Linked DNA regions of Homo sapiens: region 1 is linked to region 2. Evidence: chromatin loops called from intact Hi-C (ENCODE). Cell type or tissue: ascending aorta. All regions are shown on one strand. Each heading gives the region's core, and the rest is flanking DNA. Links, peaks and the distances in the headings are about the cores only.

Region 1 (2,918 bases), core at 316-2,815, 75 kb after region 2:
TTGCAGGGACTGGCTGCATTCCCCAGAGAGAGGTGTGCATGGGAATGCTGCTCTCAACTTGAACTTCATGGCCTCCAAATGCATTTTGTTCTCAACGGACCAGTTGTCTCTCAAGTACACTTGGCTCTGTTGTGCATGGTGTATGCAGTCACTAAGCATTTCCTATAACACTGTATTAGGCACTTGGAAACAAGAGTTTAAAAAAATCCATGTTGTAGCTTCACAGGATGAAAGATTATTACCAAATGACTTAAGAATACTACTAACAAAATTACACACCTCATCATGGTGTAGCAACAGATCCCAGGAGACACACATGAATTAGGATAATTGGAGGACAGTTAAATACAGGCACATTTTACCACAGTAGGGAGGGTATAGGAAAACCACAAGGTGGGGAGGGTCTAGGGAAACCCTAGTGCCGTGCCCTAGGCTGCAACAGCAGGTGGTACCACCACTCAGAGGCAGGAAAGGGTGCGGGGTATGGGAAGAAATCAGTACCCAGAAACAGAGAGGCCCGCAAGAAGAGAATGAAGGGAATAAACACCGCGGCCTTCCCCTTTTCCCACTTCAGACCTGCAGGAGCACATCCCGGGCTAAACACATCTAGAAGTTAGCAGTCAATGGAGTCTGTTGACATAGCCTGTGCAGGTCGAGCTCCCGTGGCTCAGAGTAGGGCCATAAGGATAGAGAATGTGGAGAGGCAAAGGGAAAACAGTCGACACAGATGGCCTCCAGAGTTCACATGATCCAGCCCTGCCTGCTCCTCACAGCCTTTCTCCTACTAGGCTTTCCCCTATTTGCTATGTTCCTGACACTGCCATTTTCCTCTTCTTCAAACAAGTCAAGGTTGTTTCTGCCTCAGGGCTTGCACTTCTTCCCTCTGCCTAAAGTGTTCCTCCCTTTTCTACTTTCCATGGATGATGATGGGCCATTTAGATCTCAGCTCCTTAAAAAGGATTTCCATCCTAATGTTGCTTCCATCTCACCTGCCCATGGTCTATCTCACTATCCAGGTTTTACATTTAAGAGAGTAATGAAACAGTTTTATTTTAAAATGGTGATGTTTACTATATACTGGAAGTCGTATTCCTTGTAGCTATTCAAGCTTAAAGTGAAAAATCTAGATGTCAACCTTAACATTATGCAGTGGGTACCTGCTTGTATGAACCTCACTGGGAATGTGCAAACTAAGACGTGTGGACATCACTGGCAGGGCATAACCGCTCAACAGGGCCTGCTGGAAGGAATGAGTCATAGAAGGGAATGTCTCGGCTTTTCACCATGGTGATCTGCACTGCATTTCCTTCTCTACAAAGACCTATAAAGTCTCCTCCAAGGGCTTCAGAAAGATCCCACCTCCCTCTGATGGCCACACCCTGGCCCATTCTAACTCAGGTGGATATAAAGGAACCACAATTTGAAATGACTACTTTGGTTCCACCTAAGGATTGGTTTGTGTGGCAGACCAGGGTCATTTCCTTGTCTGTCAGAAGGCTCTGTCATGTTCCTTTCAGGCATCATCCACCAGGAGTGAGGTTTGAGGAGCCAAGCCTGGGTGGGAGCAATTTGAAGATTGTATTGCACTTGATAATTTATGGTGAGTGTTTGCAGCATTGTCTCATTCAGAGATGGACATGAAGCTGTTCTCAATGGCCTTCCTCCAAGTGCCATGATGTTCCTGACTTGAGCAGGCAGCCAGGATGCACCTGCACTTTCACTACCGGCCTGCAACAGGGCAGACCTCCATTCTGATCAGTGGGGCCTGTGCCACCTAGTTGTTAAGTATATTCATGATCACACCTGGTTTTTGGGACAGACACATCAGTTTTGGTTTGGAGGTCAAAGTTTTATTCCATGTTCTGCTGTTACTTGGTGGGCCACCATGCTTGTCCTCTGGTGGTGCTCTCCTAGTGACTGGGTTCAAGAGGAAATGTCATGGACATCTAGAACAGGGACCAAAGCCACACTGGACTAGAACTGGAAGCCAAGAGAACAGTTAGGACTGAGGAAACTCTCAGGGCAGCCATCTGACTCTCTCTGCCGCCCCGCTCTTCTCAGCTGCTCAGTTTCTTTTGGACCCTGGGGCCCCACGTGACTTTCTAGCTATTCCAGCTGCCTTCAGTTTTCCAATTCTCAAGAAAAAAATATGATTTACAAAGTTCATCTTTTTTTTTTTTTTTTTTGAGACAGAGTCTCGCTCTGTAGCCCAGGCTGGAGTGCAGTGGCGTGATCTTGGCTCACTGCAACCTCTGCGTCCCGGGTCCCAGTTCAAGCAATTCTCCTGCCTCAGCCTCCCGAGTAGCTGGGATTACAGGCACGTGCCACCACGCCCAGCTCACTTTTTTTTTGTATTTATGTAGAGACGGGGTTTCACCATGTTGGCCAGGCTGGTCTCGAACTCCTGACCTCATGATCCACCTGCTTCGGCCTCCCAACGTGCTGGGATTACAGGTGTGAGCCACTGCACCCAGCCATACAAAGTTCATCTTCATGAGCCAGACCAGAAGTCTGGATGGACTGCCTGACCTCTGGCCACATGTTCACAAGTGCTGTAGATGGAGGGGATGGGGTAAAATCATGGGGTATCCTATCCTATATGGCTGTTTAGAGCTGTTTCTCTCAGAAGGGGATGTGGGCAGAGCAGGCAATGGCAGGCATTCCTTTTCTAGGAATATAAGCAGTAGAGCCGATGTGCTTTGCCTGGCATAGTATAAGAAGTTTCAAGAATCCTGTCTGCCCCTAAAGTATCCTGCAGGACCTGAAGGCAGTACCTGACTTGAATTTCTGTTATTATTCACTGAAGGGCTAGTATATTTATTCATCGACTCTAGAGTCATTCAGCACCGGGGTTAGGTTCAGGTATAGGAACCCATTCCATCCCCTCCAGATCACATAGGAGCCCTTTCCCTCTTTTG
Region 2 (2,918 bases), core at 171-2,670:
TCTTGACCGATTTCTTGAATTATTCCCAAATCATGTTTCTTTCTGCATTGGTATATATTATGGCAAGTTTGTATATACAGATTTAAAAGGCAAATGCAGCCAGGGGCAGTGGTGCACACCTGTAATCCTAGAATCTTGGGAGGCCAAGGCAGGTGGATCACTTGAGGTCAGGAGTTTGAGACCAGCCGGGCCAACATAGTGAAACCCCATCTCTACTAAAAATACAAAAATTATCTGGGTATGGTGGAACATGCATGTAATCCCAGCTACTCAGGTGGCTGAGGCATGAGGATCACTTGAACCCAGGAGGAGGAGGTTGCAACAGAGTGAGACTCTGTCTCAAATTAAATAAATAAATAAGGCAAATGCAAGCATACTCTCTTAAAGATAAGCTATTTTCTTTCAGTGAATGGAAGTGTTTGACAGAGAAACACCTTTGGAAGCAAACATTGAGATGTTACTGCAACATGTTCTATTTGCACTGGTGCTTATTATGCCAAGTTTACATTTAAAAAAACAAAGACTCAACTCTGGTTTGGGAGTAATTTACTGGTTCAATTACATTTAATTATTTCAAACTACTAAAATATTGAGGTCTGCTTGACAATTCAGAGATTTATATTGATTGACGGATAGCTGGTAACTGAAAACCCCAGTTGAAAACCCCAGTTTTTGAAGAGATACAGTATAAATAACTAATATAAACAAAACACAACCATTATGATAGTCAATTCGCACACCATTTAATGAAGACTTCTTTGTGAATCAAGTGCTAGATGAGACTGCAAATTTGGAGAAGATGGAAGAAAATGGAAGAGGGCCTGACCCACACCCTCAAAGTCAGGGAACTTGGTAAGTTTAGGGAGGATGGTGTGCCCAACACAGTCAAAGGATCAAACAAAGATAACAGACACAAAAGGAAATCAATCATACGAGGACAGAGTGAAAGTAAAATCTTTTGATGAAAAAATGGATGTTTGAATGTCATGAAGATACTGTAAAAAAAAAAATGGAGGAAAGAAAGCAAATGAATGGTTAGTTCACAAGCTGGCTAATTGCTGGTCTGAAGATAGTAGTCACGGCACTGTTTTGCAAACATAACAGCATCATCAGAACCAACGTGAAAGTAGGCAGTTCTGCAACCAGAGTTCCTGTGTACAAGAGCAACTAAGAAGCCCTTCCCATCAAGATTCCTCTCTGCAAACACATTCCAACACTTTATCAATTTGCTAGTTTGGCAACTCAGTGTTACAATCTGGTCAGATAAGAGATTTTCAGATCTTACAGTGAGAGGAAGAGACACATTTCCTATCCACACAGTGACACTGCCTTTCCACCCCCTGAAAACATGCTCTCTCTCTCTCTTTCTCTCTCTCTCTCTCTCACACACACACACACACACACACACACTACAACGTGTCTAAGTCATTAGCTGTTTGTGCCCTAAATGTGGAACAAGGAATTCCCCAGATGATTTTTAAATTCCAGGGCAATTACTACGTACAGTTTCAAGAGCCAGAAGGAAGAATCAATCTGCCAAGCAACGATTAGGGATGGAATTGCTTGTGCTTCAAAGTATATGCTGGATTAACTTCTAAAGTAGTTAATTACTTTCCAGATCATGCTGTGGTGTCACGTGGCCTAAAGAGAAAACTGCAGCCATCCAGACCTAAGGAGGTGGAAGTAAGGGAAGGTCACGATTTCTATCTTTTAGGCTGTGTCTGATGGGACTGGCTTAAAAGCAAAAGAATCAAAAAGCATTTTTTGTTTTAGCCAAAGCAATATTAAGTAACAGGGTTTTTAAATCTTTAAATATATTAAGTTGTTTAAATGAATCCACTGATGGTTGTTTTAAACATTATAAACTTGTAACCTAAACTGAAGCTGCTTATCAAAGATGCAGTAGCTACATTTTCTTTGCTGAACTACATTCAGATCCAAAGCACTTTTACAATGAATTCAATTTTCCTGGTGGAAAGTAGCAGAATACAGAACCCCCAAAATTCCTTCAGCTCTGAACTACCTAATAGGAGATAAAGGAAATATTGATCTAAATGAAAAGGTTGGCAACAGGGATGAGGTACAGGGCACACATACTGTTTTTCTGTCTTTCCAGGCCCAAGACAATCACCACTTATTTATCATGGCACTATTAACTCCCATCAAGCTTGGTCCTGGCTTCAGAAACCTCAACACAGTGCTTTGGGTGGCTACTACCTGAAAATGCAACTTATTTGCAACCTCTGATCTAGAAGGAATATAAACTCAGAAAAAGATAGTCTAGAAGTACACACTCATCCTCAGAGTTTGTCAATATCTGCCACAACTAGAGAAAATAACCCATGAGATATTTGGTTCATTGACACTACTAATGGTTTCAGTCTTGAGACACTTATCAAGATATTAAAGTTAAAGGGACCAAAGTCATCTTGTTCTATGCCCTCATTTTATAGATCAGGAAACTGCATCAGACTTATGTACATTATCAAAGCTTAGAACGTAGGCTTCCTGGTCTTCCTGCTCCGATGTTCGTCCATGCTGACCCTCTTCTGCTCTACTTATCATATGCTAGGCTCAACGAATCTTTATCATCTTGATTATATCATCTGTGTTCCTACATATAGACGTATGGAGTACTGTATGAAATGTTACTACATGAAAATGATTCACTAGTAAACTAGGACCTTTATCAATATGTAAAATTCAAGTCACAACCTCAAAGGTTAACTTAATGTTCAAAAAATACAAGATGTAGCTGTCTAGAGATTTTTGAATAAAGTAAAATTTAGCATCTGCCTCTAAGAATAAATGCAAGTTTAATAGAGAGGGAAAGAAATTGAACTGGATTTCACAATGAATAATACCAGTTTATACAGATGCAAAATATAGCAGAGATGATTAAATTATCTGTGACAGTT

The links. Peaks named below come from ENCODE experiments on the same cell type or tissue, not always from the same donor. Only the 100,000 strongest peaks of a DNase experiment are listed, where the experiment ranks them.
Region 1: a loop joins it to region 2, with 2.7 times the contacts of the local background. A loop is called at or near these places in 1 of 110 quality-filtered maps.

The regions. Positions count from the first base shown.
Region 1 is chr14:33,913,654-33,916,571 of GRCh38, reverse strand. No RefSeq gene overlaps it. Among named protein-coding and RNA genes, the nearest start is that of EGLN3, 36 kb to the left of the region's middle. In ascending aorta, for the core only: no CTCF peak of the experiment used is centred there; a DNase peak (open chromatin) is centred at 1,261; H3K27ac peaks cover 1,487 bases.
Region 2 is chr14:33,988,504-33,991,421 of GRCh38, reverse strand. The region is part of intron 5 of LOC102724945 (a long non-coding RNA gene); the gene reads left to right. Among named protein-coding and RNA genes, the nearest start is that of EGLN3, 39 kb to the right of the region's middle. In ascending aorta, for the core only: no CTCF peak of the experiment used is centred there; a DNase peak (open chromatin) is centred at 1,435; H3K27ac peaks cover 1,329 bases.